Regions from separate parts of the Mus musculus genome. Here region 2 is linked to region 1. The links are chromatin loops, found by intact Hi-C in ENCODE. Cell type or tissue: left cerebral cortex. All regions are shown on one strand.

Evidence for each region. Hi-C counts contacts between places; a loop is a spot of excess contacts. Peaks named below come from ENCODE experiments on the same cell type or tissue, not always from the same donor. Only the 100,000 strongest peaks of a DNase experiment are listed, where the experiment ranks them.
Region 2: it touches region 1 in a loop (7-fold over the local background); 3 of 42 quality-filtered maps call a loop at or near these places.

Annotation. Positions count from the first base shown.
Region 1 is chr5:9,493,384-9,495,883 of GRCm38, reverse strand. All of the region lies in intron 5 of Grm3 (glutamate receptor, metabotropic 3), which reads left to right. Among named protein-coding and RNA genes, the nearest start is that of Mir879, 120 kb to the right of the region's middle. In left cerebral cortex, no CTCF peak of the experiment used is centred here; DNase peaks (open chromatin) are centred at 199 and 1,366; H3K27ac peaks cover 1,171 bases.
Region 2 is chr5:9,577,577-9,580,076 of GRCm38, reverse strand. All of the region lies in intron 2 of Grm3 (glutamate receptor, metabotropic 3), which reads left to right. Among named protein-coding and RNA genes, the nearest start is that of Grm3, 150 kb to the left of the region's middle. In left cerebral cortex, no CTCF peak of the experiment used is centred here; DNase peaks (open chromatin) are centred at 434, 882 and 1,277; H3K27ac peaks cover 2,144 bases.

The DNA.
Region 1 (2,500 bases):
TGTCTTTAATGTTTAGTTATTTCTACACAAGTTTCATAGCCCAAAGGGTTTTAAACAACAATTTGTCACCTCCTTTGGCTTTGTGATTCGGGAATTCAGCCAGGCCTTGGGTGGGCAGCTCATCTGCTTCATAATGCCTTTCTTGGCATCCTCCTGCGGTGCTCCTGCGGAGACTGAGTTGATCTGGAGGCAGCATCTTAGTCTCACACCTATGCTTAGCACCCTGGTGGGAAGACTCCCCACATGAGCTTTCAGAGAGTATGCTCTGGGAAAGCACCAGCCAAAACCTGCCAGCTGGGGAACCCACACATGATGGCCTGTGCGGTATCTATTCAAGGATAGGACACGACCTGCCCAGATTTTAAAAAGCAACTAAAAGGGACTAAACCAACTCCCAAGAAATCTGTGGATGCTTTTTATTATGCTACACTCTCCAAATCCTAAGTGACCCCAGTGCTGAACTCTTTCAGGGATTGGAGTGGCTTCAAGGAACAGCCAAATTAATTCCTCCTTTGTTCTTTGTTGAGACAGTGGAAGGCAGATACAGCACATCACTTTGGAGCTTTGGTCAGACTCTTCTCAGAAGCTAAGGTCATTATCAACAAGAAAGTATCTGTTTATATAAAGTTGCTATAAACACAGAAAAGTATGGCCAAACTCAGATGTCAGCATGGAGGTAGGGTTATGAATAAAGGCATTTGAAGGAACTCACCCCCAAGAAATATTCTGTATATTGTTATGGCTAAAAATCCTTCTTTTTTGTATCTATTTTATTATATACAGTGGAAGTCAGAATAAAAATAGAACTTAACTCTTCTTTAATTAGACCCACGGGTTAATGACTCCCAATTGATTGTATATAAATAACCTATTTGAAGTAGAGATTTCTTGACTCCACTCAGATATGCTGATTCCTATAATCTGGGACAAAGACAAAATCTGGCTTATAACAGAAAACATAAGCTTTTCAACAGAGGTAATCCAGGAGGCAGTTTCTGAGAAAGTAACAGCAAGCATGCTTGTTGGCTTCATCTCATATTAGGCAGCTCAGAGAGAGCTTAATTCATGACCTTCAGAGTGGCGCTGACCCTGGATTCAGACAGCAGCAATCCCCATGCTTTGCTCCATGATACCACTGGCCACATACCTGTGCAGGTATTACCTGGGATACCAGTGGCCACATGCTTATACAGCTGTTTCCTAGGCTCCCACTAGAACTCTCCATGGAAATCATTTTGAGAACAGAGTCACCTGGCCACGCAAGGACTGCTCCTTCCAAGGGAAGTATAACTTAGAGCTCTTGACATCTTAAACTCATTTTTTCAACGCTGCTCCTACACCCACCCACTTCAGCAAACACCTTATATAATGAAATTCCAAAGAAAAGAGGCCACTCTTTACTCTGTTCTGCTTGGGAGTAAAGGAGATTCTTAGAGCTGGTTCCCAAAGATAAAAAACCAAGACAACATACTGGGGGTGTAAGTGGAAGGACATAATGTTGAAGGAGACACAGTAGACATATTTGAGTTTATACAGTGCAAAACCCTTTGGGAGCTATACAGGTCAGACAGACAGCACTCAAATGGTTTAGAATCAGCATACATCAGCATTGAGGTGAGAAATGAAGTGTGCCCTATGGTTTTACAGAGCTATTAAGTATGCAAACTTGGTCCTATGGGGGTGTATAGTTCTCTTTCCCAGAGTGATCATGTACATGTAGAAACGTCACTATCATTACAATTAGCCAAGAGGCTTCGAGTAAATAATGATGCCCAGATCTGGGTCTTAGAGGAACTCTAGCCAGGTGCAGACTGACTTTCTGTCCAAATTTTACTCCGAAAGTCAGCTGTCTTTGTGGTAATGTGTGGGTTGCTCCATTAATAGACACTCGTCTTTATCACAAAGCATTTCTACTTTGCAAAGTGAGGTAAATAGTATAAAGAGATTAACTAAACAGTTTCCTAGACACATTGCCTAAATTTCTAGAGTGGCAGCAAGAGAAAGTCAGCAGAAGAGAACAAAAATTTGTGTTTACTAATGATTGTGTCTTTGACAGTATTCTAATGGGCAGAGCACACAGCACTGTTGAGATCTGAATGCAACTATAAGCTTAAATATACCATGTAATGCACAAATTCCTTCTCTACAATGAAACTCCAGAAAAATAATGGTATCATATGCCTTACACTGTAGATTCAAAAAGTCTCATGATGACACTGTGTAACAGCCTGGCCAGACAAGTCAACAAGTTATTGGTAACACACAGTGAGTTGACGGTCATCCCCACCGCAGGCAGAATTATATTATAAACATGGATCATTGGAGAATGCATGAGGAGCCTAGAGCTCTCAGAAAGTTAAGCCATCTCCTTGCAGGCAAAATAAACAAAGTGCATCCAATTCAAATAGATGTCAATCTATGCTTCCCTTTGAAAAGTCCACAGCAGCTGAGAATTTCAGTGCAACTCTTCCACATCTTCCTTCAGAGAGGATGAGAACTG
Region 2 (2,500 bases), 84 kb before region 1:
GATAACATACCACAGACCCCTTATTACTGTATGAAACTGAAACCAGTTCAGCTTCCTGAATTCTCTTGAAAATTTACTCTTGGAAAAAAAAAGGGGGGGAATCAAAGACATATTCGATGATTCTCTGGATAAAATAACTTCTCCTTTTTAATTATGTAACTACAGGTTAAGTCTGACTAGAAAGTAATTCCTGAGATAGATCTATGAAGATTAGGGAACAAGACATACACTACAGTGTAGAGTGGCGTTGTCACAGCAGAACTCCTGGCCTGCTTTCTGATATCTGTCCTCTGAAATAATAGGATTCAAAGACTCCTTCTTAATCTGCACATCTTTTCAGGCTCATCGATCAGCCTTGAGAAAAAGAAGCCAAATAAGCTTCATGACTAATCAATCCCTCGCTTCTAAAGGAGGAAAGCAAAAGCAGACGATGATCCAGACTGCAGACCGCAGGTGCTTAGTGGGATGGGTTTAGGGGAAACTGAAATAGAAAGAACAGTTGGGGACATCCTTAAGGGTCTTTTCCTTGAGATTTCCATGGATCATCACTGGGACTATGTCAAGATAGAAAATGGCAGGAAGCATCTTTGACTCCTATATTTTCAAAGCCCCTGCGATGTAAGCCTCGGTGACTTTTCAGATTATACTGAGCAGACTGCCATTTACTCTACTATTATCATATTACATAACTTCCTAAATTCAAATTAACTCTTGCTACTTTATAGTGTTTTACCCTCGTAAGGGGTGGGGGAAGCATGTTTCCAGATGTGCTGCAGCTAATGTGCCCGAAAGAAAAAAAAAATGACTAATCCCTTTTTGCAATAACAGTATGATTGGCACCCTATATGGACAGATAACTCATGTGATGGGAACAGCTTGAATTCCTCAGGCAGTTTCTCAACTACAAGCCACCTCCAGTTCTAGTTTAAAATACAAGCCAATCTGGTCTTTTGTACAGCTAATAGTTTAATTTGATCTGTGTGGAGAGGAAGAACTCTGGGGTTTCTTAGCCTCACAATTCTGGAACTTCTTCACCTGGTAACTGGACTGGGAGCTAGCAGATGGTCCAAAGTTCAGCCCTAAGTGGCTTATATATAAGCATTTAATTAAAAGGACTAAATAAAAATTCAGCTCTGCATGCATTACAGAACAATTAAAGATATAGGCTTATTCTTAGAAAACAGCCCCAAAGAGATATGGACTTTGAACAGCACAGAACAAAAGGCAAAGCTACCGAGATTATTATGCTAGGCTCCAGATCCCCAGAGACAGCAGCAAAGCTTCCTTTTTCAAATGTGTATAGCTCAGGCCTACAAATAGCATCTTTCTTGGAAATGTCTGTTGCCTCCTTCCATCTGGAATTTTGTAACTAAGCATAGGTCCACATAAAAGCCAGTTGCCATTGTTCCCTTTATTATATGAGCACAGATTCAGAAGCCAATGTTATAAAAATTCTAAAAAGAATTCTCATGGAGGAAAACCACATTCGTGAGTACTTATTTACACCAGACTCTAAAAGTGCATGGCCTTTTCAGTTTTTGTTCTTTTTTTTTTTCCCAAAATGACATTGTGTCAAATAGAAATGCTAAAGCTCATGTGTGAAAGGGACATATCAGGGAGAGACTTGACATGAGTGCCACAGGTAACTCGGACAAGTTTGAATCGACACTCTCTTTCTTCACAACATAAAAAGAATGGTAGACATCCTGAGTCTTTCCCAGAGTTCACAGTCTTTTGTTCTTCATGATCAAAGAGTCACCAAAATCAAGGCTTCCACCTAGAATAATCTGAGGATGAAAACTCTCAAGAAATACAATTGCCAAATAAATTAGGCTTGTAATCTTTTACATTCTTGAATTAAAAATAAGCGTTAATATATTTGTGACTTTCTAGGCTACAGTTAAAAACTAATTCCTGGATAAATTCAAGGCACCAAAAAAATGTACACCCCACAGTAACTTTGCATATAAAATTAGCATGAGCCAGATGCATGGACCAGAGAATAGAGGGACTTGTCACCACCAAGCCTGACAATTAGAGTCTGGTCCTCAGAATCAAACACCATAAAAGAGGAGAACAAACTTCTGTAAATTGTCCTCTGACCTCATGCTCTTATCGTGGCATGTGCACCCATGCCAGTATATACACATGAGCACGCGTGCATGCACACACACAGACCATAAATAAATACATGGAAACAGTAATATATACTGCATTTTCCTGATGTCAACAAGTTTTTTAATTAAATAATAGTACCTTTCCATGATTAGAATTTGTTATAGGAAAAACAAAGTTTTATATATTCCCAAAGCAAGAATAATAAACGGGCAACTGATATGACTGGTTAGATATCTGTACACAATGCATTTGTCAGAAGGGATACCCTACCTTGCCTGAAGACCATAGGAACAATTCATTTGGTGATGTTTGCCTTAGTTTTATGTTTATTGGCTGCCAACTTAAATATGTATGGTTTAATTAATCAAACTTTATAATGTCC